Linked DNA regions of Homo sapiens: regions 2 and 3 are each linked to region 1. The links are chromatin loops, found by intact Hi-C in ENCODE. Cell type or tissue: heart right ventricle. All regions are shown on one strand.

Region 1 (8,000 bases):
GAAAGGCAAGCTCATGGCGCGGCAAAGGTCAAAGGACAGAGTGAAATTCAAGTGGCTCAAAGAACACACAGGGGTGGAAAAGAAGCCAGCAACACGGGGGAGGGGCGGGGGGCACCAGATGCAAGAGTGAGATGGGCGGGTGCAGAGGAAAAGTGAAATAGAAATCTGTACTTAAAGTGCACAGTGTGACGACAGCAGAAACACATTGCCAAGAAGATTGTGCCTCCTGCATTCTCCACATCCACAGTCATCACTAAAAAAACAAAGGCTAGGAGGGAGGGTCCCCTGAGCATTTGCCAGAGCTCTCCCCTGGGGCCAGGGTGTCATCACAGAATGAGAATACTTTAAGGCTACACTTCACCTTCCCAAGCAATAAAACATCTTCAAAAAACAAAAAAACTTGCAACCTAACCACATAAAATCCAGCCTGAAATCCTCCCTCTGTACCGGATGAATGATGTGATTTTTGCTGCTCTTGATCTTATTCATCCTTGACGCAATTGCTCCTCTGGGGGAATTCTGGTCGCCAAGAACGTTAGAACAGACACAGCATTTTTCTTGGGCAGCTCAAGGTCACTTGCGATAACGTCAGAGGAGGCTGCTCCTTGGGATAATGGAACTGAGCAGTGACAATTATGCTTCCCAACAGATGCCTGTGTCCTTAATCTGTCCGCTGTGGGGTGAAACAACAAAGAGGACATTTTAATAGTCCTAGGATGTGGTGTCACAACTGTCCCATTTTGATTAGGATGCATTTGGGAACAGGGAGCTGAGGGCTTATCACTGGAAGCCCCCCTTTCTTCCCCCTTAAGAGCACAGAGGGCATAAAATAAGAAGAACAGGCAGAGGAAAGCAGGCAAAGAAGAGTATCGTGATGTCTGATGGAGGGAGGAGGACAAAGGGAGAGAAGGGAAGCGGGGACCGCACAGTCGGAGTCCCCTCTTCTCATCTGAGACAGAGAACTCCATCAGAATAGCAAGTAGGGGTGGGCAGAGGAGAGGGATGGAAGGCGTGCCCTGAAGAAATAGTCACCTTCAGAACAAAGAGAGAACAAAGATCTTGGGCTCCTCACACTTGGTGGCAGCGCTGTGGTAGTCTGTGCGAGCACAGAGGTAGCCAGTATGACAATTCCGTTTAAAAAATGAGAAGGAGCCCTAATGAGCAGATGCCGGGGGTTTCCTACCTGCGTCGCCGAGAAGATTCGACAGTGAATTGCCCCACTGGAGTGGGAGGAGGTGCTGGGTTAAAGCTGGTGCTTTGCACATAGAGCCTACTGTTTGCCAGGTTTGAGGACAGGTCATTCGCTGAGTGTCGGAGGCAGGACAGGACCGAGGTGACCGCACCTTGGCTTGCTGAGCTTTACCGGGGTCATCAGCAATGGGGTGACCATGTGATGTGGTGGCAGGGGGCCAGGAGCTGCTTTTGGGGCCTCATGTCACCTCTCACTAGTTTTGTAGCCTTGGGTGCACCCCATAACTTCTCTAGCCTCATTTCTTGATCTGCGAAGTGGGTACACCAGTCCCTGTTGAATTATTCATTCATTCATCCATGGTCTATTTATCAAGGAGCAACCACAGGCTCAGCACGGGGCTCACCCAGGTGCTGTAAATGTATCAACTTGCTTGGTCAACTAACCCTATGAGGCAAATGCTACAATTATCTCTCTCTCTTTTTTTTTTTTTTTTTTTTTGAGAGGGAGTCTCGCTGTCACGCAGGTTGGAGTGCAGTGGTAGGATCTTGGCTCACTGCAACCTCTGCCTCACGGGTTCAAGCGATTCTCCTGCCTCAGCCTCCCGAGTAACTGGGCTTATAGGCACACGCCACTAAGCCTGGTTAATTTTTGTATTTTTAGTACAGGTGGGGTTTCACCATGTCGGGCAAGCTGGTCTCAAACTCCTGACCTCAGGTGATCTGCCGGCCTCGGTCTCCCAAAGTGCTGGGATTACAGGCATGAGCCGCTGCATCCAGCCTATAATTATCTGTATCTCACAGATAGAGAAGCTGAGCACAGAATGGTTAGGCACTATACCTAAGGTTGCAGAGCAGCCAGGAATTAAAGAGGTCAGATTCCAATCCAGGCAACTCAGTGCCAGAGTCCAAGCTTCCATCTTCTGCTCTGCTTCCAGAAGATCACAGACCTGTCTATTTATCTGAAAACTGGAGGTGTTTAACCACACTGCCTCCATCCTTAAGGTTTAGTGAGTCCAGCATGCAGTGTCTTAGGTTTCAGGAAATACTGCCTGCACCCGGGGTTTATTCCCACGGGCCTGTGTCCAGCTTGTGTTTGTGTACACAGAGCACAGGAGCAGAGAAATTATCTCTAATTCTCTACAACTCTCCAGTCTCTCAGCAAAATTATTCACCTCCTGTTAGAGGCCAGAAGTGGATGCACAAATGGCATACATTTGAGCACAGTGGAGAGTCATTGTAGCATTGAGAGAAGACAGAGCACTGGATTTGGGGGCTACCATGGAGAGATCTCTCATAGAACTTTGTTTTTAAAATCTGCTCAATTAATTATCCTATTTACTAAAACTGTGGTTAAAGGACTGGCAAAATTGTATATTCCAGATGACCTGAAATCAATGGCAACAAACTATCCCTGAGGCAAGAAGCAAACACAATCAATTCCTCTTTGCTGTATGTATGTGCTTTTCTCTTTCTTTCTTCCTTCCTTTCTTCCTTCCTTCCTTCCTTCCTTCCTTCCTTCCTTCCTTCCTTCCTTCCTTCCTTTCTTTCTTTCTTTCTTTCTTTCTTTCTTTCTTTCTTTCTTTCTTTCTTTCTTTCTCTCTTTCTTTCTTTCTTCTTTCTTTCTTTCCTTCTTTTCTTCTCTCTCTGTTTCTTTCTTTCTCTTTCTTCCTTTCTCTCTCTCTCTCTTTTTTTATGGTCTCCTGGTCTCAGTGTGTAGATCCAGACTGGCAAGAAATGAGGTGACAATTTAGGGTGGGTAATGGAGGAATTTTGCAGACACATAAAAACCAGCACTGGGCTAACCCCAGGGATGCATATCCAAGACAGGATGGCTCATGTGGGTTTTTGTGTGTGTGGTTGGTTTTTGAAGGAGGGAAAAGGCTCTTGTAGTTGAAAAACAAGCAAATGGCCAACAATGCCCCCAACTCAAAGAGCAATTGTAGGCTCCACTATTTTCGAAACATTAAGGGGAGATCTTCAGGACTTCACAGGGAAAGATGATAGTTCCTTCCACAAGCATTTCTTCTACGCATTTCTACTACAAATCCCCACAGAGGGAGGTGGGGAAGGGGAGAAATGACTGGGAGGTGGGCACCCTAATGGGAATGCTTGTGACTTGGAATTCTTGTTAGGACGTTAATGGATTTTACAAAACTGATTTTTCTAAGGCAAAAAGAGGTTGAAGAGGTCTGTAGGTTGAGCAAGAGGGGCTGGGGGCCGCCCAGTGTCTGAGCCCAAAAGGAAAAAAGGGGAGAGGAGATGGAAAGAAACAGGGAGGGCATAACCCCAGCAAAGTGAGTCAGACTTCCCGAGAGCAGAGCCCAGAGGTCCAGCCGCCAAGTTAAGGCCAGCAGCTGTCCAGACATCATTTGCACCCAAAAGTCAAAGAGCTTGGACATGAGGCCAGCAGGGAAATGGTTCAGCCGCTTCAGAGCTGAAGGGGCCAGAACAAAGGTCTGGCTTCAGATTAGAGGATGGAAAACTGCAGTGGACTTTTGGGGTGACCTTCACCCTCATGGCAAGGCCTGGACCCTTACAGAGAGAAATGACAACAGACAGCCTCTCTCCGAGGCTGCAGACTGCTTTGCACCCTGACCTGGGAGCCAGCATGTGACCTCCCTCTGCCTCTACCAGTCTCTCTTCACCCCTGCAAGTCAGAACTGACCCGATGAAGCCAGGAGCTTAGTGACAGGATGTGAGGAGAACAGGAAGTCAGGGAGAGCGTCTTCAGTGAAGAAACTCCCCATACTTTTGCTCTTAGAAGTTCACAGAAGCAATGGGTAAGACACTTCAGTCTGATGATGATGACTGTTCTGGGCTTGGGGTGACAGTTGAAGATGCTGGAAGGTGAGAGTTGAAAGGAGTCAGCAAAAACAAAGCCTGTAAATCAAAAATTACGGCTAGGTTTTAAGATGTAAGTGCTAAATCAACCTGAGGAGTAAACAAGGAAATCAGATTCTTTCTCAGCATTTTAGATTTGGTAAGGAGAAGAGAGGGACCATGAAGGTTATGCCTGAGCAGGGCGGTGGGGGGTGATGTTGGCGCAGTGGGGCAGAGACATGGGCTTGGGATGAGGGCAAGCACATCCTCCATCCTTGGCCTGGGGCGCTTGGCTCTTGCCTCACCCTAAAGAGAACACACACATTTTGCCTGAAATGAACCCAGGCAGGCTGTAGGTGCTGTGCCACTTAGAGATTGGCAGTGCCCTCCCTGCCCCAGCCCCAGGCCCTGCAATTCTAAAAGAACACACAGTGGGTCAGGCTCCCAGAGTGTCCACAGTCCCCACAGCTCCCTCCATTTTGTCCCCACTTAGAAATGCACAGTTGTGGTTACATTTATAAAGGGGCAACTGTGACTCTGCTATCTTCTGTTTATCTATCTATCTATCTATCTATCTATCTGTCATCTATCTATCTGTCATCTATCTATCTATCTACCTATCTACCTACCTATCTATCTATTTATCTATCATCGGGAGTAGATGGACACACACACAGTCTCCTTCCTGTTTAAGTATCTCAGTCTATTGTCAGAGACACTCCACAACTGAGTTCTGAACACAGTGAAGAACAGCAGTTTCAGGCTACTTGAAAAGTGCCTTCCCACAGAAACCTCAGCTTAAGGAGGAGATCTGATCTGCAAATCCGTGGGCCTCAGCCTTAGGGTGTTGGGTTTCCTGTAAGGTCCTGTGCTTGCTGGTACCAGGTGGGAATGCCTGGGTATGTATCTGGGCTGCCGGGGCGCCCGGCCTCCACCATGCCAGGGTGACCTGAGAGCTCCCTCTAGTGGCTGTTCTGAGCACGCGTTTTTCATTTCCCATCCACCAAATTTCGAAAGAGGTAACTGCTAAGACAGGCCCTGTGTGAACTCATAGATCTGTGCTTAGACTCTTTTGTTGATAATGAAAATGAGAAAACTTATTGCATACCAGATCCCAAGTTTCATAATAACCACATGAAGTGGTATAATTGTTTCCACATTTTACAAATGAGGAGATGTAGCTCCCTAAATTGCCAAGATCACACAGATTGGGAGTTATGGCGCAGGATCTGACTGAAGAGCCGTATTCCAGGCCCATGCTCCTGGCCCTGTCCTCTCCTCCTCAGCCATGCAGAGAGCCCTGATCTGCCGAAATCACTGCCTCAGTCGCTTGGCCTGAAACAGAGGGCGCTCAACCAATTCCGCAACTAGCACTTTGATTTCTTTTTGAATCACCATTTTACTTGTTACCACATTTACTGTCCAAAGATGGTTCACTTTACAAAGTGAGCTCTTTTGACAAAGCTCTATGCTTGATTTTGTTACTATCACAAAAATCTTAGAAGTATTTTCTATTCTTCAGTTTCCTCCTATCTAAAATGTAAATAGCACATTCTTTTTTATTTCCTCCTACAGATAACTATTTTTTTTAGGCAAATGTAATGGACCTCTGGATTTTTGAAAGACCTCTATTAAATAAAGACCTGAAGCTGTTTTTTTTCCCCCTTGTTATTTGGAGAGTTAGATTCCTGAGGTTTGAAAGTACACTCATTTGGGAGCCAAAAAAGAATTATGTTGGCAACTGGGTTTGCCTTTTAGCAGCTGCCTGACCTGGGCAACACTTCACATTTCTGAATCCAGTTTCTTTGTATATATAAAAGAGAGGAATTTAACCAGATGAATTTTAAGCCTCCTACCAGCTAGAATATTAGGTGCTGGTGGGTTGTGAGAGAAAATATATGAAAACATACAGTAATGATTAGCAGGTGTTGATGACTGCCCTCGTGGAATAATGTACCACATACTCTACTTTCAAGCTATGGATAAATTGAGCCTATTTCTTAGATTTTGTGTGAAATGGGATGACTGGAACTGGCTTGGAATCCACAATAGGGATTATCAAATTGAAAATGAAATCCCCCAATATCCAGTTTCTGAGCAGTCCATCAGAACAAAAGTAAATTGGGATATATTCTGCAGTCCCTTGGGTTAAAACACTCATGTGCACATGGCCATATATATTAGTTGTGTATAGTGAAAACCTACAGAATGTGTTTAATAACATAGGTCACACATTATTTAGAAGGGTTTTTCTCCCCTTTCTTAATTTGAGTCACACTTAGCCTCCTCGGAAAAGCAGCAAAAGGCCAGGGTCAGAAATAGTCTTGTCAGTGTAACTCTTCATGGTTAATCTTTAGATAATGTGAGGGCAAGAAGTCAGAAGTAGAGTTTCTCTGGAAACCACTAACGAGCAGACTAAGGCCAGGGCTAATGAGAGGAGAAGAATGTTTGGATTCAGGACCTCCTGCAGACCAAATAGCAACTCTATTTTTCTAATTTCCAAGTGATCTACTTTTACAGGTTTATTATTATTAATATTATTTTTTAAGTCAAGTTATGTAAGATCAATCTTAGAGACTGGAAAAAAAGAAAACAATGTTCCCTGTAGGAATGAGAGGTATTAACATCAAATTTGCTCTCAACGAATCAGGTGTAAAAGGAATGTTTCGCAACACAATATAGGCTATATATGTCAAGCCCACAGCTAATGTCATACTCATCGGTGAAAAGTTGAAAGCTTTTCCTCTAAGATCAGGAACAAGACACGGATGCCCACTCTTACCATTTCTGTTCAACACAGTACTGGAAATCCTAGCCAGAAAAATTAGGCAAGGGAAAGAAATAAAAGGTATCAAAATAGGAAAGAATGAAGGGAAATTGTCTCTGTTTGCACTAAATATAATGTTATATATAGAAAATCCTCGACTCCACCAAAAAAACACTGTTAGAATTGATAAATGAATTCAGTAAATTGCAGGATACAAAATCAACTTACAAAAATCAGCAGCATTTCTATACACCAACAGCAAATGATCTGAAAAAGAAATTAAGAAAACAATCCCACTTAAAATAGCATCACAAAATAAATAAAATGCTTAGGAGTAAATTTAAGCAAGGAAGTGATGAAAACTGTAAAACATTGATTAAAAAAATTGAAGATGACACGAATAAATAGAAATATTTCCTGTGTTTACAGATAGAATTAATATTGTTAAAATGTCCTTATTATCCAGGGTGATCTATAGATTCAATGCAATCCCTATCAAAATCCAATGTGATTCTTCACAGAAATATAAAATACAAACCTAAAATTAATGTGGAACCACAAAAATCCCAAATAGCCAAGTAATCTTGACCAAAAAGAGGAAAACTGGAGGCATAATACTGCCACTACCAGATTTCAAAGTATATTACAAAGCTATAGTAATCGAAACTGTGTGGTACTGGCATAAAAACATACACATCAAATAGGATAGAGAGTTTATAAATAAAACCACACATCTATGGTCAACTGGTTTTTGACAAAGGTGCCAAGAACACATAATGCAAAAATGACAGACTCTTCAATAAATGATGCTGATAAAACTGGATATCAACATGCAGAAGAATAAAAATGGACCCTTATCTCACCCCTTATATAAGAATCAACTCAAAATGAATTAAAGACTTAAATTTAGGACCTACGACTATAAATCTACTGGAAGAAAACATACAGGAAATTCTCCATGACATTGGTCAGGGCAAAGATTTCTTGAGTGTGACCCAAAAGCACAGGCAACAAAAGTAAAAACAGACAAGTAAAATTGTGTCAAACTAAAAAGCTTCTGCATAGCAAAGGAAACAATTAATAGAGCGAAAAGACAACCCAAGGATTAGGAGAAAATATTTGCCAGTTGTACATAGGATAAGGGACTAATATCCAAAATATACAAGGAACTCAAACTGCTCAATGACAAGAACAGAACTCTATTAAAAAACAGACAAATGAC
Region 2 (8,000 bases), 480 kb before region 1:
AGAAAAGAAGACTGCAGTTTGCATTTTGCCCTGGGTAAGAAACAAATTAGAGATGTAAAGAAACTTTGCTAAGCACTACAGATGCCTTTGACGTGTTTATTCCCGTTGACTCATAACTGTGTCTCACCAGATAACCTATAGTATATTCATACCGAAACTTATCTTTTTCTAATACTTTAGTTATTAGTTTTTAGGTAACCTGAAGAAGAATGAATATGAGCTTTTCATATCTATAGTAGGTTCACTTCCAATCCAGAGAAACCATGGACAGACCTTTTTTTCAGCTAAACAAAGTGTGGTAGTTTAACATCGCAGTAAGATCAAAAACCACCTTAACTGAGTATGAAAAATATTTGATGATACAGTAGTCTTCAAACTAAGTTTAAAAGATGCAAATAGTACATATATGCCAGTACATATGCCAGTGTCTTGAATACTGGGAAAAAGGAGGATTCGAGTGGGGGAAAGTTCACGACATTGTCTCTCTGCCTCTAATCTTTCCTGCTCAAGTCCTTGCAAGTAGAATCAAAATATCAATTGTTCTGAAATTAATTCTGCTTTTATTATTTCACTCCCTTGTTCAGAGAAACTTGGTAAGTTTTCACTTCTAAATGGAACAAAGGTCCCACTCCTAACGTATCATTCAAGTTCCTTCACAGTCCAGTCTCAACCTTTCTTTCCTTTCTTTTCCTAACTATCATTGTTCATAATACAGTAATATACCCTCCCAGGAGTATTCAATCTTTTGGCTTCCCTGGGCCACATTGGAAGAATTGTCTTGGGCCCCATATAAAATACACCAATATGATAGCTGATGAGCAAAAACAAAACAAAAAGTCTCATGATGTTTTAAGATAGTTTATGAATTTGTGTTGGGCCACATTCAAAGCCATCCTGGGCCATGTAGCCCACAAGCCACGGGTTGGACAAGCTTACAGGTCTAAACTCTGATAATTTCACTACACCTTGGATATTCATACTTCTGGTGAGCAGAGGCTGCTTACACTTTTTATAGGCCAATATCAATCATAACGTTTAAGTGTTTAATAAGTATCAATATTTATCTCATATGGCTCTCAGAACAGTGAATTAATTCACTTAGCAAATATATATTGAACCATTACCACTATCTGGCCCTATTCTAGTTGTTGGCCAAACAGCAGTGAATCAACATGTCTCTCCTCTGAAAGAATTTAATTTTTTGTGGGGAGGATAGTACAAAATATATGAAATACATAAACACATTCAAAATGTGTGTCGTGATGGTTAGTTCTATGAAAAAAATTAGTGCAGAGTAAAGAAATAGTAATACGAGTGTGATTTTAGATTAAAAAGTCAGAATAGGTATCCCTGTCTGTTAAACTGACATTTAAATCTTAACAAAATGAGTGAATTATGCATTTTTCCAAAGGAAGAGTGTTTCAAGAAAAAGAAATAGCAAGTGCAAAGCTCCTTAGGAGGAGGCACATTGTGTTTAAGGAACAGGAAGAAGTTGAGTATTGTGGGAACTGAGTAAGCAAGAAAGAGAATAGAAAAGGAGGCCATAAAGAGAGGAGAGGGCTTTTGAAAACCATGGAAAAGAGTTTGGATTTTATCCCAAATGGAGAGGGAAACTAGTAAAGGGTTTTGAGCAGAGAAATGGCATACATTTTCAAAGGATCACTCTGGGTGCTCTGTGAAGAATAGAGTAGGAGCAAGAGTAGAAGCAGGGAAAATGGTTATGACGCCACTGCAATAGCCTTGGAAGGAGACAGTAGTGACTTGGACCCGGGTGATGGCAGTGGAGATGGCGAGAAGTGATCAGATTCTGGCAATGTTTTGAAACCAGAGCTAATTGTGTTTGATGACGGATTTTTACATAGAGTGAGAGAAAAAGAGATGAGTCAAAGATAATTCAAGGGTTTTTGGCCTGAACAAATTGGAAATGTGTGTTTTTATTTATTGAGCTTGAGGAGTTCAAGGGAGGAGTAGGTTTAGTGGTGGGGTGGTTCTGTTTGAGCATTTTGAGTTTGATAGTCCTGTTTGTGGAAAATGCTTGGAGTGCTGCCCCATTTCCCTCCACCCACTATAGAGTTCACCTGAGGCTATGGCAGACTCAGTCAGTTTCCCATCTCAGGCACCTGGGGGCTTTCTGCAGTACAAAGGAGCCTGCTGAGACCGTTTACAGAATTTTTTAACATTCCCAGTGGCAACACTCCAACATTGAGGGTCCAGAGTTGGTGCTCATATACCCCAGGTTCCACATTCTCCAGTGGGACAGTCCTGAGGCATGTGTATATATGGTCCCACAAAAGGTCCCTGGGGAGATTGGGCCCCATCTGCCCCTGCTTATTAATACACACTGTATTAACTTTTCTTCCTTTGCTATCCCACTTCTCCATCACCTAACTTTGATTTCCTAGAATCGCCTTCCTGCCTCTTCTCCAAATAAACTACGCACTCCAATATTTTGCAGTCTCCCTGGAAGGAATTAAACCTAAGACTATTAAATACCCATATGTCAATCTCCAAGAAGGAGATTGATATACTATTCTGAAAACCAGGCAAAATGTCAGGGATGGAGATACAGTTGGGAGGCGTTAGTCTTTTTCACAAGCCTATTCAAAAGCCCATTGCACAAGCACTAGATATGTGTAGATTCCTACACAGACTTGTTACCGTCCTTGTCTGCCTCATGTCATCTCTTCCACATGAATACAATGATACTCATCAATGAATGCTCTGAACTTTCAGCAAAGGCCACAGTAGAATTTCTAGATAGTAGTAGATTGAGAAGTGATGACAATTTGATTGGAAGCTAAGGGATCTTGGGGACTTGTCTTGAATTTGCATTTACATAGAAAGCACATCGTTTTTATGTTTGACACATATTTATTTGTGGTGGGTTTGGAAAACCTTGTAGCGGTTATGGAGGGGCACCCCAACCCATCCTTTGGTGTTGCCATTGCTTTTTAATTATGATTTGTGCTAAGCCACACATTCTCATTTTACCTAGCTCAGGGTTCTAAGCATGTTTTTCATGATGGTTTGGTTAGGAAAGTGAGTAGCAATGAATGAGCTCCTCAATAAATACATAGCACAGACACTGACAGGCAAAGTGAAGTTTGTAATCACTTCCCAATCAATTGTTCAACTGAATGTGAGAAGAAATCATTTTCTCTCCTGTTTTGAGTCAGAATATCACATAAAGCACAACTCTTCCTGCATACATTGTATCATATTCCACAGTAATTTACTTTTTTGCAAGAAGTATCCAAAATTTGGTTTTTCCTGCTGAGCAGTTATCCAGATAATTGCAAATCAGTGGAATCATTTACATGAATAAAGATTTTTATTCTAATTAACGTGCTAAATCAAGCACACCAAATGTCTCTAATTCTTATATTACTCAAATGGCAATATTTTTGTCAGTGACTATCATATGAAATTTCAGGTGCCTAATGCATTTTCAAATGGCACTCATAAGCATACTAACGTTTTATAAATAAATGTCTCCATATTTTTAAGATGAATGGACAATTTTTGATTTTTAATGTAGTCCCCAATTTTCAATTTTTCAATTTTCATTTACCGAATGGAGAAACAGCATTCATCAGAGCAAAAGAGCAAGTTTCACAAGTCATGGGAACAAACATAGATGCTAATTTCCTATTTTAGGAAGTTCTTTTTAAAGTATTATCATTAAGAAGCACAACTCTGTGGAATATTTATGTGCACATTTAATAATAGAGAATTCGGATGTCAAGTCTGTGTGTTACTCATACCCATACATGCATCCTCAAAAAGCCTTGGAAGTTAATCCTCAGCTGATGAAAGCTAAGCAATTGCTCTGGAAGGATACTTGAAGTTTTTGGCTCTTGGGGTGAAGGTACAGTCACGAAAACCTCTCTTCACAAGAGGGCGCTGTGCAAACAGCTAGCTCCTCGTGAAGGAAAATTGCCTTGCAGACTGGCACGAAGTGGATTTCTTTACATCTATTAAGTGCTCTGCTCTTCATAAAGGAAAATTTCCTTGCAAACTGGCACGAAGTGGATTTCTTTACATCTACTAAGAGCTCTGCTTCTTTCTCTCTCTCTTGCTTTTTCCTTGCCATGCCTCTTCTTAGGCTCTGTAAGGCAGACTTCTTGTCTTCTCTAGTTATGCTTCTGCAAACTGCATCATGCTGATTCTATTAATGATTTGATTTTAAATAATACCATCATAGGTGTTAAATGATGTGTATGCCTATCTGGCTTCTCAGGACTTCTCTCTCACTACTTTACATCTCACCAATGTGTAAAATATCTATGAGACATCTTTAATTTAATATGATTCAAAAGTCTTTACTCTTGACCTTTGTTTGAAGTCTAATCAACTAAAAACCTAAAATTCCTGGTGGGAAAAAAAGAAACTTGACTACTCTAGTTTTTTAATAACATGTATTTCATTTATTCTGATTATAAAAGTCATCTTTATTTATTGTAGAAAATATAAACATTATGGAAAATAAAATTTAAAAACATCTATCATTCTATTACCCAGAAATAACTTGATCAACATTTTGGTGCATATTTTAATGAATAGATTTTTAAATGAGAAATGCTTTTCAGGAGTAATTAGATTCTACTTAGTATTGACAATTTTATAATATGCTTTTAAACAAAGTATTAACATTAACTTTTTTGGAAAATGCCACTTTCTGCTACTTATAGCTGTATTGGCTATTTTCTCAGAACTTCTGCTGTAATGAGTTTATACTAGAGTTGCAAATACACGTTCTTTGAATGTACTTGAGGAGTCGATAGTCTGAATCTGAGATTTTCCACAGCTCTTGGAGCACCTGAGAACACACTAGCTTCTTCCACGATTCTGCAGTACTTGCTCCTTCCTGATAGGATGCCTTTGTAAGCGTACAACTCCAAACATGGGCTGAGTGTTCAGTAATCATTTGTGTTGAGTTCTTCAGTTTCATGGAGACTAAAATTAGGTTTTCTCTGTCACTCTTGTAATGTCATCTGACCTTGACCTGCATTTCAAATTGCTGAGAAGTTAGCAAGCTGACTTTTACACTAGGCACATCAGAAATAATTGATTAAAAATAGAGTTATTGAAGTTGAATTTTTTTCATTTATAGAAAAGTACAATGTCTTGTTCATGACAAACAAGGCCTAACATTTATATAATGTTCATTTAAAATATATCAAAAGAAAACAAAATAATAAAACCCACAGAAAACCCAAAAACAACTCACCTATTAAAACATCTCTTGATTTATAAATATTATAGTTTAGTTTGTACAATATCAGTAACTGTGGAAAGCTCCCAATTATCTCATTCCCAAGTGCTTGACTGACTCATAACTTACCAACAATTTTCTTATTTCAGAGAATCCCAAAAACATATTACCTAGGACTAACCTGGAATAAAACTTCATGGTTGATAGCTTTTATCAATTAAATGGGTATTGATTTGGATAACTCATAATCTTGAGCATATCTTTAGATTTACTTTTTATCCTGAATTTATTTTTGTTAGTAAGATTTAGAAATTCAGATTTATTTTGTGCTTTATATGACATAGAAAAAAACAAATTGTCTTTCCTGTACAAAGTCCACCCTTCAAAATAGACTCCAGAAGAAAACATAGAGACTTATAACTTAGGTTAAACATAGGCACAATCCTAAATAGTATTCAGATGAGTCTTACCTGAATAATTGCTCACCTAATATGATAATCACCTGTTAAGAAGCAGTTTCTTAAATGTCACTGTTGGAATCTAAACAGTAGATACACAGGTGTTCACTGTAAACTTGTTTCAATTTTTCTGTATTTTTGAAAATGTTCATAATACCATCTTGGGGGGAAAAAGCCTCTTTTTGACATGGCAAGAACCATATTCTACTGAAACAGATCTTATATGCTCTATCAAGTTTATATTTTAGACATCCCTAATTCAGCTCATTCTGGACTATTCCAGGACTGATTGCCCTACTAAGGCATGCTTATTTTTTTCTTTATGTGTATAAGAAGGATTCAAAGGGACCGTTTGTCAGTTTTAATGTGTGAGCACTACTGATATGTTTTATTGAGAAAAAGCTTACTGCCACAGATCACAGAGATATTTTTCCGAGGTAAGATTCTTGCTGGTTTGCAAGTTTTGTAAGGAGGCACCAGGACCCATCTCTGTACCCCCAGCCACGGAGCCCTTATTTAGACCCACACTGGGCTGAAATAGAAACTTCTGTACAAATGTATCTCTCCTGTGCTCTTTCCACTTTAACAGAATAGAAAGAATTGACTGGTTGAGCCCAAATATTTCCCCCAGGCCAGTGTTACAAACTGGCGTTTCACCAAAAATAACTCATTTGATATGTTTTTAATGTTGATGATCTGAAAAATCATCTTCTTGTTTTTGTTTGTTTGTTTGTTTTTAGAGATAGGGTCTTACTCTGTCAGCCAGGCTGGAGTGCTGGAGTTCAGTGGCACACTCACAACTCACTGCAGCCTCGATTCCCAGGTTCAGGTGATTCTCCCACCTCGGCCTCCCAAGTAGCTAGGACCCCAGGCATGCACCACCATGCCTGGCTAACTTTTCTCTTTTTTGTAGAGATGGGATCTAGCCATGTTTCCCAGGCTGGTCTCCAACTCCTGGGCTCAAGAGATCTGTCCGCCTTGGCCTCCCAAAGTGCTGGGATTACAGGCATGAGCTTCATACCTGGCTACCTTCTTCTTAATTATATACATTTTTTCTTAAATAAGAGCTCATGTTATTTTTTATTTCTATAAATATTTTATATTCCTTCTCTTCTTATTGCCCTGATACTTTAAATAAACCTAAGCCCAGTCAAATTTTGTATTACCCTTGAGTTTCAGTTTTTGGTTCATTCAGCCCTAAGTTCTCTTTGGGCATGAATTGTTTTCACCATTGACTACTAGCAGGCAGCTGGCATAGCCTGGGACATGTGAGGTGATGCTAAACATGCATTTGTGAGTAGAAGGAAGGAAGAAAGGAGGGAAGGAAGGAAGGAAGGTAGGTAGGAAGGAAGGAAGGAAGGTAGGTGGGTGGGCAAGAGAGAGGGAGGAAGAAAAAAAGGAAGGGAGGCTGGTTGGTTTGATTAGCTGTTGAACAAAATTCCATATAGAAAGTAGCTTACTAGTCTATATCTTTTAGCTCTGTTTATTTCAAAGCTTTGTGTGTTTTTGTTAGGGTCACTTATAGAATATTTAGAAAAATACTTGCTGCCTCATGCATTTCACCATCCAGTGCCTGGTGAGACCTAAAAGCCCATAGTTATAATTTTGTTTCTTTGACCAAAGTTTGTTTTATTTTCAAATATAAATTCAATCCCTTAAGACTCACCTATAGCATATATATCAAACAAAAACACGTCAAATTTAACTCAGAATTTTGCTGGATAAATGATTTTACTGGATATCATCTGACCAATGAAATAACAATTGTGTGTTCTCAAATTTACTTCTACATTTTTAAGGTAGTAAGTTTAATTAAAAATCTCTAATATAAAAATGGCTTATTCTCTAAAATTTAGAGGTAAGCTAAAGTTTTCATCAAGGCCCCATTATTTAGCACTTTCCAAACTTGGGAAGGTCACTTAACTCCACTGAACCAGTAGAAATAAAATTAGTGGTAACACTGAAAGCAAAAACCAGAACCAGTCCAATTGTCTTATTAATAATAGCCTAATTGTGTAAATGTCTGTTATAAATTTCTTAGCTGGTTCTGAGAGATAGCTAGTAAATGGCACCCTAAGTTTTATATATTCTGTTACAAAACAAAAACAAATAACAACAATAAGCTGTTTTCTTTTGCTGTTACTCAAACATCTGGATTTCTATTGTAGCCCCTAGCACATTGTTACCTTTGGTTGGATGGACTGAAAAGTGTTGTGATTTTTCTCCTATGTAGAATATTCAGAGGGAAAGTGCAGGGCAGTGCACAATGCATACAAACATTGACAGGATCACTTTTCCTCAAGCTGAACTATACTCTAGGCCTCCTC
Region 3 (8,000 bases), 490 kb before region 1:
GGTGGCATGGGCCTGTAGTCTCAGCTACTTGGAAAGCTGAGGCAGGAGGATTGCTTGAGTCCAGGAAGTTGAGACTGCAGTGAGCCGTGTTTGCACCACTCGCTCTTCAGTTTGGGTGACAGAGGGAGACCCTATCTCAAAACAAATACAAAAACAAAAACAAAAATGGTTTACTTCTAGCTAAAAATTTAATTAAAAATTAAAAATTCCTATGGATAATCAGCATGTAAATATTTGTGTGATAAATATGTAGGTATATAAGCAAAATATGTATATAAACAAATATACATATGGATTATATATGTATAATTTATATTTTTATATTTGGTTTTTTCATATGTGTATTATTGAGTCCTTAAACAAATGTTTTTTGAATAGCTTCTATTTACCAGGCATTGTTCCAGGTTCTGGGTATTCAATAGTGAACAAAACAGACACCCCTATTTCTGTGTAGCTTATATGGAGTGGTAGGGACAGAGAGACTCAGTAAGCATAGTAAATAAATACATTGTGTAGCGTCTTAGAAGGCTCTCAGTGCTAGGGAACAAATAGTGCAATAGCAGGGGAGTTCAATACAGAGGCTGAGAATATGGTTAGAATTTGCAATAGGGAAATCAGGTTAGAAAGGGCCCTTTGAGGCAAGGATTGAAGGGGAGTGGGGATAGATTCGTGGGCAAATGGGCAGGGAATGCAAATATCCTGAGACTGGAGCAGGCTTGCGATTTTTCCAGGAATGGCTGGAAGGCTAGTGAGGCTGCAGTGAGGGGACATAAGTGAGATCGTGAATGGGGACATAATAGGGGGCATCATGTGAATATATGGGATGTAGAGACCGTGCTAAAGACTGCCATACTCTCAGTTAATTGATTGAACTCTGAGTGAAACACTTGAATTTACACCGGGAAATAAATTGCCCAGCATCTAGAAGATGATTAATATTTCATGTAAACCAACTTGGTCACACTATGAAGATGGAAATGTAAAACTTGTTACTTTTCTATCCATTATTAATTGCTTAAAGCTCTTCCATGCTTTAGATACCGCACTAAGCATTTATGTTTCAGCAAAGTATTGGCATAAAATAAAGCTTACAGGATGGTGTGAAGGCAATATTTTTTGAGTGTCTACAGCATGCCACAAAATGACTTCAATGCTTAGAATAATTGAATTACATAAATATAATGTCCCCATTTTATAGGCGAAAATACTGAGGCTCAACAGACATAAAATGGCTTGAGTTACCAGGCTACAGTAGAACTAGGATTTCAGTCCAGGTCAGTCTGACCCCAAAACCTTTTCTTTTTTCATTGTTTGGATTTAGCACCCCCAAAAATGTCTTGTAATGCAGATTTCCTGGGTCCAGGGAATTGTTTAAGTTTTTGTTCTAAAAACTTTCTTATGAAGCAGATTACATATGGAAAATGACCCTATGGACTATGAGAATTGGCCTTTAGAGAATGTCACTGCCAGCCCTGTTGGTATCTATAAGAACCAATAAGCATTATTTACAGAGAGTGATATACACAGTGATAATTAAGAAATAACTATATTTATGATGACAATTTTGCCAAATTTACTAGAAAAAAATAAAATATCCTCTGATTTGAGATTTATTGTTCTTTTCTTTTGCAGGTAAGTTTGGAAATTTTTTTTGCTTGTGGAATAGAGGTATGGTATCACTTTTTTCTGAATTTTATTTTAATTGCTTTTAACATTGAGCACCTTTCATAAGTAATATGTTTCACCACCCATTCGGTTGTTGTTGTTGTATATATTTGGAAAGTAACATTGTGGGTTTGCGTTATTTGATTCAGAAATTTTACATATGTGATTCCATATGGTAAATCTATGCAGTGTTTGTATTTGGGTTTGTGTTTAAATTATTTCTGTGTCAAGTATAAGGAAGAGGATTGTAGTGCGGGGTCTGTGTCAGGGAAATGGGGGACTGTAAAGAACAGAGGAAAGAATATGCATGTAATGAGAGGTTGAAAGGCTGAGAAGGGCAGCTCCAGGCATGTAATCTACAATGGCCATGAATGCATGTCATGAGGAAAAGATGCCTTTTCAGGAACAAAATAATCAACTGAAAACTGTTTTCATTCACTTTTCTAAGCCCCTAGTTTTTTGTTTTCTCCTATTATTGTGCAAAATTTCTGGCCAGACTATTGCTGACATGTACCTTTGAATAAAAAAAATGGCTGTAACTATTCTGAAACATGTTAAGTTAGAAAGCAATAAAATAGATCCACTTCCTGGAAAAAAGCTCTTATTAACTATATGTCAACTATTTCAGATAAGGAGTAGGAAGTTTCAGTAAAGCTTCTAGATACACAAAAGAGAGGATAAAATATTAGAGGGACTTAGAAAGACGTGATATTTGCACTGAGGAAAGAAGGTAGCCTGTAAGTTGACCACATAGGACCACGGCTTTATTATTGTGCACCGTGCTTTCATTAGTATATAAAAGAGGTGATTGTGTGAGATTTAAATCAAGCATGAACTTAAACTAAATTCCATATTAATTATAAACGGTATGTTTACTTTATTCAAAAAAAGATATATGTTTCTCAAAATAATTGCAAATATTATTATTAATTATATAAAAATAAAGAGGAATGAGGATACTAATCTACTCACCTAAGTTCTAGCTAAGAGATGAGGTAGCAAAGGAGGAAGAAGTTCTTCAGTTCCTGGTCTTGATGGGTAAAGCGATTTGATCTCATTATATTCTCTCCAATATAATCATATTAATATCGAAGTCATCAGAACGGAGTTGATATTATCAAGCTAAGTAAATATTAGAAAAATAAAAATTAACAAATGGTTTCACTAAAACTGCAAAGTTTGTACCTGGACCACAAAGCTAATGGACTGGCCTACAATGGTCTTTGTTTTAACTAGTATTCCGGGGGTTGATGGAAAGGGAGTGGAATTAAAGGGCATTGTAAAATGTCATGGCATCCAATCTAATTATCAGAGCTCTAGCTCCAGGGTCAGCAAACTTTTTCTGTGACAAGCCAGATAGTAAATATTTTAGCCTTTTGGGGCCACAAGAACTCTGTAGTAACTACTCAACTCTGCTGTTGCAGAGCAAATGCAGTTATCTGTAGACAATCTGTAATGAATGAGCATAATATGTTCCAATAAACTTTATTTACAAAATGAAAAAAAGTAGTGGGCAGGATTTGCTCTGTGGTAGTTTTCCAACCCCTACCTAGCTCCCTTTGAAATAAAAAAAAAATTAAGTAAACTTTAGAGATTTTGGAACAAGATGTATGTTGGCCCCCTTCAGATACAGATAAACACTTGGTCTAAGAATGAAATGTTGTTCAACTGGAGTTCAGAAACAAGATATGAACTTCTCAAAAGCTTTGATGAATTTAAACACTAGAGGGCACAAAAGGACATTTTTAAGTCAAGGACCTCTTGTAAACAGAACACTACAATTATGAGAAACTGCCTGAAGTAGAGCGATGTGACCTCAATGTGCATAATTTGTTTGAAATGTCAGCCTGTAGCTCTTGTGACCTCACTGACCACAAAAACTTGAAGTGGTTGACCACCTTCATGTTGCTGTAATAATAGCCACATGTCTTTCTTCTTTTTTTCCTACTTCTTTCTCACTTCTTTCTCTCTCTTTTTTTTTTTTTTTTTTGATTGCTTTTGGCCCTTTCATAAAATATGGCCAAAATTGAGGATTTATATGATGGGATTTTTTTTCATTTCCTAATAGTTTTTTTAATTGCTTTAGATTCTAATTTTCATGTGGTGAGTCCTATTTGTAGTAAATAAGTTATTTTGAATTATGTTGTGTCAATCTTTTATAAAATCATAATAAAATAATGCATGTTATTTATGCATATGATTTATGCATATAATAATGTATATTGACAGATGTCATCTGTTACATTGATTTATGAACTAATTTGAAAGTTTTATTTCAGAAAAATGCTTAAAAATCAGCAGAAGCTTGAAGCCTCAAAATTACTCCTACCCTTTAACACATGGACACAAAGATGGTAACAGTAGACACTGAGGATTCCAAAAGCCAGGAGGGGAAAGGGGAATAAGGGAGGAAACTCTACCTACTGGGTACAATGCTGACCACCTGGGTGATGGGATCAGCACTGCCCCAAACCTCAGCATCACGCAATATACTCATGTAACAAACCTGTACATGTAGCCCCTAAATCTAAAATAAACATTGATATTTTTAAAATCCTACCTCTTAATTTAGTAATTCTGCTTGTAGATATTTGGATTGTGGAAGTAATTTGGGATATTAAAATATTTATATTCAAAGATATTCACCGTAAAAATACCTATAATATTGAGAACCTAGGTATATTCTATGTATTTCACATGAACTAATGTTTAAATAAATTTTCATATTAGACCCAGCCAATAGAATCTTGTCAACCATTAAATATATTTTCAAATGACATTAAGTGATAGAGAAAATGGCTTATAGTAAACCATGAATGCAAAGCAGAATCCAAAAATTATGTACATCAAATCTCAATTGAATGTTAAAATTAGATGCGTAAATATATGTATATACATATAAAAATAAAGAAAATGAGCCAGATTTACAAGTTGCCTCTCGGTATAGATGATTTTTAAAAAAATTTAATTTTCTGAATTTTCCAAATTTCTATCATGAATATTCATCATTCATATGGTCATAAAAAATAAGTATTATTCAAACAGAAAACTATTTTTGCATTCTGACAGCACTTTTTTAGGTGTGATTCTTAGATCAGTGGTGCTAAAAGTCAGAAGGTTATAAGGAAATTATTTATGTATCAGGCAATCAATTTAAATGAATTATTGATTGTTACGCAGACACATCATTAGAGTCACTTTTTTAGCCCTGGGATGGGATGATTTGTCTCAGGTTTGGGTGTTGTGGCTTAGTTGCCGTGCACTAGGCAGTGAAGACCAGGAAGGAACAAGGGCCTGCTGGAGAGGCCTGCAGTGCTGATATTGAACATGGACTTCCCTGTAAGCTCCCTGGACTGTGGTAAAGCAGGACACATCACACACACACACACACACACACAAACACACACACGTGGACACACACACTCATGCTCCTCTATCCTTTTTCTCTTCTAAATCTGCTTTCTGCCCTTGCCTTTCCCTATAAATGGATGTGTGTGGAGAGGAGCTGGAGAGACAGCAGGGGTCTGAAGGATGCTAACTTGGACTTTTTCCTGAGCAAAGAATTCCTTAAGAATGACCTGGTATAAAAATTTTGAAGAAATCTCATAAATAATATGGGCAAAAATGTGACAGCAATGTGGCACAATGCAAAAGCTTGTCACTAGTTTCAGCCCAGCTTTTCCTCGTGATTGTTTTGAGTAGCATGAATTATCCTCTAAAATGTTGGTTTTTATTCCTTTTTCATTTTGTACAAACATACCTAAAAGGGTGAACATAGTATAAGCAAAGACACAACGTTGGAACTATAAGGAATAATTTTTTCTTAATTCACTATGTATTTTTCTAACACTTTTCTTGGAGCTTTTAATCCTTAGAACCTAGGAGATGGAGGACTATACACTCGGGTTTACTTTTCTTTCATTTTCTTCTTCTGAATTCTTTTTTTTAACTTTTAAGTTCAGGGGTACATGTGCAGGTTTGTTATATAGGTAAACTTGGGTCACAGGGGCTTCTTGTACACATTATTTTGTCACCCAAGTATTAAGCCTACTACCTATTAGTTTTCCTGATCCTCTCCCTCCTCCCACCTTCTACCCTCTGGTAGGCCCTAGTGTGTGTTGTTCCCCTCTTTGTGTCCATGTGTTCACATCAATTAGCTCCCACTAATAAGTGAGAACATATGGTATTTGGTTTTCTGTTCTTGCATTAGTTTGCTAAAGATAATGGCCTCCAGCTGTATCCATGTTCCTGCAAAGGACATGATCTCATTCTTTTTTATGGCTGCAGAGTATTCCATGGTGTGTATGCACCACATTTTTTTTTATCCAGTCTATCATTGATGGGCGTTTAGGTTAATTCTATGTCTTTGCTATTGTGAATAGTGCTGCAATGATCATACACATGCCTGTGTCATTATAATAGAATAATTTCTATTCCTTTGGGTATACACCCAGTAATGGGATTGCTGGGTCAAATGGTATTTCTTTTTTAGGTCTTTGAGGAATTGCCACACTGTCTTCTACAATTGTTGAACTAATTTACACTCCCACCAACAGTGTATAAGTTGACTTTTTAATACTAGCCATTCTGACTGGTGTGAGATGGTATTTCATTGTGGTTTTGATTTGCATTTCTCTAATGATGAGTGATGTTGAAGACTTTTTCATATGATTGTTGGCTGCATGTATGTCTTTTGAAAAGTGCCTGTTCATGTCCTTTGCCCACTTTTTAATGGGGTTGTTTTTTCTTGTAAATTTGTTTAAGTTCCTTATAGATGCTAGATATTAGACCTTTGTTGAATAGTTTGCAAAAATTTTCTCCCATTTTATAGGCTCACTCTGTTGACAGCTTCCTTTCCTGTGCAAGAGCTCTTTAGTTTAATTAGATCTCATTTGTCAATTTTTGCCTTTGTTGCAATTGGTTTTGGTGTCTTTGTCATGACATATTTTTTTTTTTTTTTTGAGATGGGTGTCTCACTCTGTCACCCAGGCTGGAGTGCAGTGGCATGATCTCAGCTCACTGCAACCTCCTCCTCCTGGGTTCACGCCGTTCTCCTACCTCAGTCTCCTGAGTAGCTGGGACTACAGGCGCCCGCCACCACGCCCAGCTGATTTTTTGTATTTTTAGTAGAGACAGGGTTTCACTGTGTTAGCCATGATGGTCTCGATCTCCTGACCTCGTGATCTGCCTGCCTCAGCCTCCCAAAGTGCTGGGATTACAGGTGTGAGCCACCACACCTGGCCTGTCAGGACATCTTCACCTGTTCCTGTGTCCAAGATGGTATTGCCTAGGTTGTCTTCTGGGATTTTTATAGCTTTGGGTTTTACATTTAACTATTTAATACATCTTGAGTTAAGTTTTGTATATGGTATAAAGAAGGGGTCCAATCTTCTGCATATAGTTAGCCAGCTATCTCAGCATCATTTATTGAATAGGGAATCTTTTCTCCAATGCTTGTTTTTGTTAGGTTTGTCACAGATCAGATAGTTGTAGGTATATGGTCTTATTCCTAGGTTCTCTATCCTGTTCCATTTGTCTATGTGTCTGTTTTTGTACCAGTACCATGCCGTTTTGGTTACTGTGGCCCTGTAGTATAGTTTGAAGTTGGGTGGCATGATGCCTCTAGCTTTGTTCTTTTTGCTGAGGATTGCCTTAGCTATTCGGGCTCTTTTTTGGTTCCATATGAATTTTAAAATAGTTTTTTCTAGTTCTGTGAAGAATCTCAGTGGTAATTTATTAAAAATAGCACTGAATCTATAAATTGCTTCAGGCAGTATGGCCATTTTAACAATATGGATTCTTTCTGTCCATGATCATGGAATGTTTTTCTATTTTTTTGTGTCGTCTCTCATTTGTTTGAGCAGTGTTATGTAGTTCTCCTTGTAGAGATTTTTCACCTCCCTGGTTATCTGTATTCCTAGGTATTTTATTCTTTTTGTGGTGATTGTGAATGGGATTGCATTCCTGATTTGGCTCTCAGCTTGACTATTGTTGGTGTGTAGGAATGCTAGTTATTTTTGCACATTAATTTCATATCCTGAAACTTTGCTGAAGTTGTTTATCAGTTTAAGAAGCTTTTGGGCTGAGATTATGTGGTTTTCTAGATATAGGATCGTGTAATCTGCAAACTGGGATAGTTTGACTTCCTCTCTTCCTGTTTGAATGTGCTTTATTTCTTTCTCTTATCTAACTGCCCTAGCCAGGACTTCCAAAATGTTGAATAGGAAAGGCGAGAGAGGGCATCCTTGTCTTGTGCCCATTTTCAATGGTAATACTTCCAGCTTCTGCCCATTCAGTATGATGTTGACTGTGGGTATATCATTGATGGCTCTTAT

Evidence for each region. A loop is a pair of places that touch in the nucleus more often than their neighbours do. Peaks named below come from ENCODE experiments on the same cell type or tissue, not always from the same donor. Only the 100,000 strongest peaks of a DNase experiment are listed, where the experiment ranks them.
Region 2: a loop joins it to region 1, with 7 times the contacts of the local background. A loop is called at or near these places in 37 of 110 quality-filtered maps.
Region 3: it touches region 1 in a loop (3-fold over the local background); 49 of 110 quality-filtered maps call a loop at or near these places.

Annotation. Positions count from the first base shown.
Region 1 is chr5:58,883,793-58,891,792 of GRCh38, reverse strand. No RefSeq gene overlaps it. Among named protein-coding and RNA genes, the nearest start is that of PDE4D-AS1, 150 kb to the left of the region's middle. RefSeq lists an enhancer at 1-1,124. In heart right ventricle, CTCF peaks have their summits at 4,765 and 4,976 (motif pointing left); DNase peaks (open chromatin) are centred at 142, 502, 3,502 and 4,932; H3K27ac peaks cover 2,991 bases.
Region 2 is chr5:59,363,878-59,371,877 of GRCh38, reverse strand. All of the region lies in intron 1 of PDE4D (phosphodiesterase 4D), which reads left to right. Among named protein-coding and RNA genes, the nearest start is that of PDE4D-AS1, 330 kb to the right of the region's middle. In heart right ventricle, a CTCF peak has its summit at 3,891 (motif pointing right); a DNase peak (open chromatin) is centred at 3,907.
Region 3 is chr5:59,376,044-59,384,043 of GRCh38, reverse strand. All of the region lies in intron 1 of PDE4D (phosphodiesterase 4D), which reads left to right. Among named protein-coding and RNA genes, the nearest start is that of MIR582, 320 kb to the left of the region's middle. In heart right ventricle, a CTCF peak has its summit at 3,386 (motif pointing right); no DNase peak of the experiment used is centred here.